2 separate regions of the Homo sapiens genome follow, and region 2 is linked to region 1. A link is an interaction called in ENCODE POLR2A ChIA-PET data of the cell type or tissue named here. Cell type or tissue: Panc1. All regions are shown on one strand. Links, peaks and the distances in the headings refer to the core of each region. The heading gives the core; the rest is flanking DNA. Region 1 overlaps NKAIN2 (sodium/potassium transporting ATPase interacting 2). Region 2 overlaps NKAIN2 (sodium/potassium transporting ATPase interacting 2).

Region 1 (4,408 bases), core at 194-4,193:
CTCTATTACAAGAACAGCACCAAGGGAATGGCACTAAACCATTTATGAGAAACTGCCTCTGTAATCCAATCACCTCCCACCAGGCCCCACCTCCAACACTGGGGATTACAATTTGACGTGAGATTTGGTCAGGGACAGAGATCAAAACCGTATAACAAGGCTGGTTCATAAAGGCCTTGCAGCCTCCTCTTGGGTCACTAGGAAGGCACTTTCCTGGGTTGCCGTCCCCCTCCAAACTGAGCTGCCATGCTATGAGAAGCTGAAGTATATGGCAGGGCCATCAGGAGGCACTCTGGTTCACATTCCAGCTAAGCTTCAACAATGGCTAGCATCAACTGTGAGCCACCTTGAATGCTCAGTCCACATGACTTCCCCTCAGGCCCAGACATCATGTGACTGAGTTCCTCAAGCCAGAACCACATAGCCAAACTTGGTTAACCTACAGAACTCTGAGAGGTAATTACTAAATTATTGCTTTAAGCCACTAAGCTTTGGGGTGGATCTACAACTACAACTAACTAGATTGCAATCTCATTTTATAGACAGGGAAGCTGAAGGACCAAAAGGTTAAATAATTTGCCAAAAGCCCTACAGTTAATGAGTGGAATTGCTAGGCCTGGATCACAAGTAATTTAACTCTCAACCTTTACCCTGCACTAACCTCTACACCCCTCTAGAAAACATTCTGTGTTATTACTGGCAGTGACAAAACTATGGGATGCATAAATGAATATGATGACCTTCTGTGGAAATTCTCTTGTTCCTAAATAACTTCCCCCTACGTTTTGTAAATTGACGTTGACTTTTTCCCACTGAAACTTTGGAGTTGGACAGGAAAATTAAAATGGCAAATCTGATATAGCTTTGAAAAACACAATACATAAATTACAATCACATTAAGATGATTATGGCATAGGAATGACAGTCAAAGGTAATGAGAAAAGGACTTCTTTTCTAGAGAGCAAAGTAATTATCCTGCAAGATTGTAAGTCGGTTGTAAATCTAAGATACACTGCCTGCCTACTTATGCAAAACTGGTGTTGCTATGTCATTGTTATGTTACTTAATGATACCAATTATTTAAAAATTAAGCACAGGGTACTTCATGACATGGTATTTATTATATCCAAGTGGAGCTGATTTCAAATTTTCTTCAGGGTAACACAGACTTTCACTACTCCTTCCCAAGCCTTTCATATTTTCCCTGGAGCTGCACATTTTTTTATGCTAACACTTTTAGTGGAGATTTCTAACATAAAAAATTAAAAAGGTCAATTTTATGATGAAGCACAGTAGCTTAGATATTTTAAATGGCACCCTAGACTCAAGAAGCTAATTGCTTTTTCATAGCACAACCCTCTGAAGTGCCCACACTGCAAACTGGCTTAGATAAAAACCAGGATGCATCTTTCTCTTCTGTTTCAAGGTCCACTGGGACTTCCTGAGACAAGTGATGCTATAAAGAAAAATAGAAATCACCTGGAGCCTGGGAAAATAATAATGAAGTAAGACTACAATTATGCCAGTCTGAATCCATCTGTCTCTGTGTATTTGCTCCATGTTTCATCACCTGTTCAGTCACAGGTGTACTTGTAATGAAGTCAGGGATCGTACAACCCCATCAAACTAAGACTTCTGAATGTAAGATACACACCATCCTTGCTGACTCATTTAGACAGACCAGCCACCAAGATGGATTTCAAGTCTATGTGGTGCCAGTGTGTAAGATATAGGAGTTTTAGCGGCAGGACTAAATGAAACCCTGAATTCTTCTTAGAGAATATATTCTAGTACATACATCTTTTGCTGATCCCTGTTAGTATACAATAGAAATATTACCTAATGTTTGCTTTATAGGAATAATAAAATGTAGCATTTGAAACAGAAACAATATAGACTGGAAAAGTTAGCTGAAGTGCTGCAAGTAAAAAACAAATGCCTATTAACCTACACTTATTTTGCAGGCTGAAATCCTGCATCAGTTTCTGCTGGACTTTATAAAAGCATAGCTTATACAGAGTAAATATTAAATTGTCATAATGTTTATCATTTAGGAGAGCTCTAGTGTGATAAAGACACAGAAGTGTACTCATAACTGCGATATGAAAAAATAATAGATGTTTTATATGAAGAAACAAATTGTGATGAAAATCTTAGAATATAAGTTAGGTATTACATGGTTAATGAGCCACTAGATTAAAAAATCTGTTGAGTAACCAAGGATTAAGCCAGAAACACCATCATCTAATTAATTTAATTGTGTTTTTCAACACAAGACATCTTTTCCTTCTTCTTCTGATTCCTACATCTCACCTCACCACTACTGTTGTCATATTCATTACCTTTACATTGTGAAAATCTAGTTGATTTGTTTTGGGAATTTTAAGACCTAGGGATTCTGCAGATGCCCAGGTTATGTGTTCTGACTCTTAGACCCTTAATGATTATACTGCACTTTAATTTTTAAAAACTTTTCAAGATTTAAAGAAAACCCTGGGGAAAAACGATTAATATTATGATTTTTATTTTATAATGGAGGTAACAAAAGCTATGCGCAAATAACTCATTGAAGGTCATGCAGGGAGTCAATAGAAAAAAATCCATCTTTTAGTTTTCTTTGCTACTGAGGCACTTACTAAATCGCAAGTGACCTTGTTTGGAACCCCTATTCATGCAAGTGTCAAACAAATTACAGTAGCCTAAATAAGTACTGATTGTTTCAACTGTGGAACAAGTTCCCTAAATTCTGTTATTTCAATCTTCTTGACCTATACAGCTACTTATTTTCCTGCAAAAAAAAAAAAAAAATAGATCCTTTTACTTTTTTGTAAATTTATACAATCAAGCGCAGAAAACAACATATCAATTGGGTTTGATTCTCAAGAAGACACCTAAACATGCTTGAGGTTTCAGCAATTTAACTTGTCAGGGTGACACAGATAGCTAAGTATTTGCTTCTGTTATGAGGGATTTATGTGTTTTCCCATGATGATAGCACAAGAAAGACCAGCTATGAGGCAATATCAGGCTTATAAGAGGAACATCCATTTTTTGTCCGGTAGACAGCAAATCTGGAGGCCTATTTTCAATCCCGCAGGTCTCAGGGCATGGGAGGTGGCTTGCGGCAGGGAGAAAACTCTGAAGCAAAACCAGTTTGTATGTGGCCCTTTTGGGGCTCGGAAAATGATGCCCCAAAATATGGCACTTAGGCATACTGAGTACTTTTAATGAAAGGAAATTGGAAAACCTCAGAAGCAGCCTCAGAAGCAAACTCTCTCTCTGAGCTTCTCCTTTCCTCCTGTCTCCCACTTCACATTCGCATGCAAAGTGATTCATACAAACCAGAATTCATCTTCTCCAAGGTAGGTCATGGAAGCTAGAACCCCTCTCCTCCAAAGCAAGCAATCAAATCTAGAAAGATCACTCTTTACCTTCTCCCTGAAGACTCTCACAGAGGTCCTTCCTCCTACCTGAGAGGATGAAATGCTACACAGAGAGACCAAGAAGAATCTGAACAGACAGATGAGTTTGCCCTCTCAGTCTATTGCCATTAGATCCCACCATTATGTCCAATCACATGTCTACAAGGCTGTCCATTCTTCAAGGAACCTAAGCACAAAAGCAGTTTCCCCTGCATCTTTGGGTCTTCATTTTGAATGCCATCATGCTACATAAAATTTTGCTTAAATAAATTTGTTATGCCTTTCTCTTGTTAACCAGTCTTTACTTAGAGGAGTGTTGGCCATGGCCCTTATGATGGGTGAGAAAAGATAGCACATCTTTCTGTTCCTGCAGCCCTCCTTCCTATATGAACCTATGTGTTCTTTGAACCCTCCTACTTTAGCCGAGTTTGCATTCCATTTCCTTTTTCACTTAAGGTAATAGGAAAATGAAATATTTTTTAATGCAACATAGTCCTCTGAAAATAAATGTCCTTTCAAGTCACAAAGCAGATTTCTTCATATCTGCCAGAACTCTCGTTTTAAAATAGACATGGCTTAAAATTTGGTTACTCAGGCTACTGTTATCAATATAAGACCATTGCATTATGTGAATGCACAGAACAATATTTAACCTTCATAAAGCTCTCAGAATCAAATCAATAAGTGGAGTTCAAGGAAAATTCTTGCAAGAGAGTTATGAGATCTTTAAAATATTTGTCTGAGATTCATGCTATTGTCCTGGTAAGAATAGATTTGCCCTAAGAAACCCTTAAATGAGTTTTGATGGCTGGTGTTCTGAGCTGGTCAATCTCTCTGACATATACGTTTGTATCTAAATCTTCTGCAGTCTAAAGTATTTTCAGAAGCAGAGGCAGAAAGGGTTGTTTATTAATCCCTGATGGACCACAAGGTATCATCCATATTGAAAATCTGTTCTGAGGTTCTACTTTTTTTTTTTTTTTCTG
Region 2 (4,408 bases), core at 117-4,116, 430 kb after region 1:
CCTGTCTGCATAAATGGTGAAATTTATGCAGTGATTTCTATCAACACATATATTATAAAAATTATGAGATATCAATTGTAAATGACTTATACCTAGATTTTAAACATATTAAAGATTGGAATGGTGTTTTATTCACCATTTTATATAGCTGGCACAGACAAGTTCAAACACTATTGTTATTAAATATTAGGTAACACTGAATGAGATATAGATTTTAAAAAAGCAACTAAAAATTAAAAACTATACTTAGATGCTGCCCTACTCAAGAATTTATCACAAAAATGCAAAAATGATAAGGCTATGGTAGCTGCTATTCAGCATCCTTTCCCCACTGGGGGTCCAATCTTTTTCTACAGCTACTGAGTAGTGCTAGTTTCCACATTCCACAATGTAATTAAGATTTAGTGATACAGGAGGTCTTATATCTATTTTATAGAGCAATTTCATCAGAAGCAATTGGCCATTTGAAATAACCAACTATAGATTTTTTCTATATTAGACTTATTTTTAATTAGAATGTAACTTATGATTGCCCTGAAAAATCGAACCAAAATTTAGAACTGTATAAAGAAAAAAATAACCTTTCAAAGTTTAATATATATTTGCCAACTATGGCTTATTGTTTTCCATACCATCCGGGTAATGTTTTAGGAGATCTCCCAGACTGGGCAGTGACAGAGGCAAGAGGAGATGAGTGAATACAGGAGTGGTTGCTGAGGTGAGGCATCTGCGTACTAGAAGCTATGGAACTCAGGATCCAAAAGGAGAGTTTAAACAAAATACTACTAAATAAATATTGAATAATTTTTAATGCACTTCTCCAATGTTAAATAGCTTCTCATTCCCTCTGCTACACACATAAATTGTTCTTATGAAAATTAAAATAAACTTTTACTTTGTGAATTGTGATGCCTTAAACCCATATGAGCTGGGGAAGTCTAACACCTATTAAGAGGTAGTTAGGACTTATCCACAGGGTATTCTATTTCCTTTTTCCTACAAGGAAAACAGATTTTTATCTGCTCCTTCATCACATTCCTGAAAATTTATCTGATAGGTGCTTCAAAATTGCCATTTTCCATAGTTTGCACATCAGAAACTCACCCATATAGATTGCTTGATAAAGCACAGATGGTTCTGAAATTTGAATCTTTTTTTAACCAAGTGATATTATGCATATCTGAGTAACAGTGTAACAAAGAACTACCTGTCTTAAAAGAACCATGAGGGACATAGGACATTTGCTAAGCTGGCAGATGGTGTTGTCACGTGCTGTTTAAATTAAACAAACAAACAAACATTTATAGTAGCATAGATGATACGGTTTACAAACAAGTTCTTAGACCTTAGACCTTATCTGGCCTGTTAGTATGACAGAAGACTAGGAATTAACTATGTAATGATTTTTTTCTTCTGACAAGATATGCAACTTTGTAAAATGTATTAACATGGCCATGTTAGGAAACTAAGAGTCTACAGAGTATCTCTTCAGTTGACAGGAGAAATATAGGTACAGAGTCAGGCAGACTGAAGCTTGTGTCCGCAGAGCAAGGCCAATGAGCAAAAGTTATCATTTATAGTCTATACTTTTCTGCTGTATAGTCTCAAACCTCGTTTTCTACGGATGCCCTGTGGTTGCTTCAGTTATACTCTAAACTTCTGAATTTGTAGCAAAAATCTAAAGGGAATGAGAGCTTCATGACTGCATGATTTTAATAAATCTATCAAATTCAAGATCCATTGATAGATATTAGTAAATAATAAACTCTTATTTTACCCACTGTCTTATGACTGCTTGTATGTGTACTTCATATGCAAATGTACGAAATATAGTATTTAGCCATCATAGTGACTTAAACCCTAGAAGCCTTAGTATTTATAACTATAAAATGAGTGTAAACACTGCATCTTCCTCACAGAATGTTTATGATAGTCCAATAAGTTTTTAATTATAACAAGCAACACTTACTAAATGGTTACTATTTGTCATGAACTTTATATGCTTCATTAATTTAATACTTGTAATATCCCTTAAAGAGCTTTCCTTATTATTCTCCTTATGCAGATGAGAAAACTGAAGCACCAAGTGGTTAACTAAGTTGCTCAAGGTCATGGAGACCAGAAGGCAAACCCAGGTAGACTTGATCCAGAGTCCACATTTCCAACCACAGCAATACACAATGTGAGGTCCCATCGTTGCTTGTTATTAACCTAACTGGTTTTCCAGTTTTTGGTCTTTTCCTTTTCTAATCTACCCTCCATATGTCACCAAAATGACCTTTCTAAAATACAATTCTAGCCTACCATTTCTATATAACTTTCCATTTCTTTTCAACTAATCTATACATTCAAATTCATTCTCATATGTGATAAATCCCTTTAGCTTTTGGCTTAAGCTCTCATCCCACTTACCCAATATGCTCACAAACAAGGTCTAAACTATTTTAGGAATTGACAGCATTTTTACTTTTATACCTCTAGAGCTTTCAATATCTGGTGTGCATTTCCTGTAATGTTTCCAACTTTTCTTTAGAAGACAAAACAAATTCCACTCTTCAAGCTCTTTATTAAACTTTTTCAGCGAATCCTGCTGCAATTTCAAGAGAGATGAGTAGCCCTTCCCTGTGCTGTCTAAATCTCAGATTAAACTTGTTTAGTCACATCCCCATGTCACAATTATGAGTTTTCAAGTCTCTCTCCCCCACTGGACTTTGGGCTCTTCCAGGACGGCAATGGAATTTGATGCATCCTTGGATTATGAGTGCATGATATTTGATAAATATTTGGCATTCAAAAATGATTATTCAATGTCTATTTGCCTTCCATAAGAAAGTCGCCTAAGTACCATAGTCACAGCCAGTTCAACGGTTTAATGCAATAAACATTTATGGAACAACTAACGTCTGTCAGGCCCTGTGGTGGTCATAAACAGGTGTGAATAACACCTGGCTCTGCCCTCAAAGAGATGGCAGAGTGGCACACGCAAATTTTCAGTTAATTTTGATACATTCCACTAACATAGGTACTTACTGGGTGACAGGCAAGCAGAGGAGAGACCCTCAACCCAGCCTGAAGAGAAAAAAACAAAGCATGGATATTAAGGCTGTCCCCATTTCAAAATTTTTTTTTTTTTTTTGTGTGAGATGGAATCATGCTCTTTCACCCAGGCTGGATTGTTGCAGTGGCGTGATCTTGGCTCACTGCAATCTCTGCCTCCCGGATTCAAGAAATTCTCCTGCCTCAGCCTCCCGAGTAGCTGGGATTACAGGTGCACGCCACAATGCCCTGCTAATTTTTGGACTTTTAGCCGAGGTGGGGCTTTGCCATCTTGGCCAGACTAGTCTCGAACTCCTGACCTCAAGTGATCCACCTACCTTGGCCCCCAAAGTGCTAGGATTACGGGCGTCATGTACCATGCTGGCCTCAAATTGCCATTTAAACCTCAACTATTAATGTGGTAGAATGTTTTCCATTTAACAGCTACAGTTCAACTACATCTCAATGACTATGACAGTCACCTAGGTTGTTACTAAGATACTTCCCTCGAGGTCTGAGGGATTCAAACATGTAAATCAGGTGCAACTAACATTGTTGAAGTGTTAATTCCTTGATAATTCAAAATGGAAACTAGGTAGTCATCTGTAAACTTAGAGATTTGGCAAAGTGATCAGTTAAGGCTGTGAGTAATGGATGTCAACATGCTTAGTTTTCTTGCATAATAGTAAAAAGAAAGAGAGTAAAAAAGAAAAATGAAAACAAGGAACGAAAGAAAAGTAAAACAAGACGAGATTGTATCACAGCTTATCTGTTTATTTCTCCTATCTGGAATCTTTTTAGATGACATTTTTGGCCTCAGAGTTTTTCTCAGAGACCTGAATAACCACATCACTGTAGCCAATCTTTTATGCTATTTTTCCATCTCTATAAATGTTCTTGAAGTCTAACATTTACAGGTTATATCACAGCTTCTGAAATGAGAATTTCTTGCGGGCAGTCCTCTCTAGTTCATCACAGTATTTCTCACAGGGCCAAGAACTGCATCTTACACATATTACTCTCAGCACAATTATTGAGTGTTGAGTGGATGTAAGTACAAATGTAGAAGTTAGAATTTCACTGCTCAAAATTCTCAGACTGCAGCACAGGAAAAGGAGAATTTATAGAATTAGAATTCAATGGGTCTCAACTATATCAAAATTTTCTCTACAATAGCTCATATATTAGAGACTTTTCCATGCCCTTGTTCCCTTGCAATCTATTTACAGGATAAAAGCCAGAGTAATCCTCTTAAAATATAATAAAATCATGTCACCCCTCTGCTAAATGTTCTCCAGTGGCTTCCCATGTCAGAGTAAAAGGAACCCCTCCTGCAAATGGCCCCAGTCTCCTGATTTGTCTCACCACCCCC

Evidence for each region. Peaks named below come from ENCODE experiments on the same cell type or tissue, not always from the same donor. Only the 100,000 strongest peaks of a DNase experiment are listed, where the experiment ranks them.
Region 2: POLR2A ChIA-PET joins it to region 1 with 5 read pairs; 1 of 35 experiments calls an interaction of 5 or more read pairs at or near these places.

Annotation. Positions count from the first base shown.
Region 1 is chr6:124,695,169-124,699,576 of GRCh38, reverse strand. The region is part of intron 4 of NKAIN2 (sodium/potassium transporting ATPase interacting 2); the gene reads right to left. Among named protein-coding and RNA genes, the nearest start is that of RNF217, 270 kb to the left of the region's middle. In Panc1, for the core only: no CTCF peak of the experiment used is centred there; no DNase peak of the experiment used is centred there; H3K27ac peaks cover 865 bases.
Region 2 is chr6:124,260,595-124,265,002 of GRCh38, reverse strand. All of the region lies in intron 1 of NKAIN2 (sodium/potassium transporting ATPase interacting 2), which reads right to left. Among named protein-coding and RNA genes, the nearest start is that of NKAIN2, 460 kb to the right of the region's middle. In Panc1, for the core only: no CTCF peak of the experiment used is centred there; no DNase peak of the experiment used is centred there; H3K27ac peaks cover 423 bases.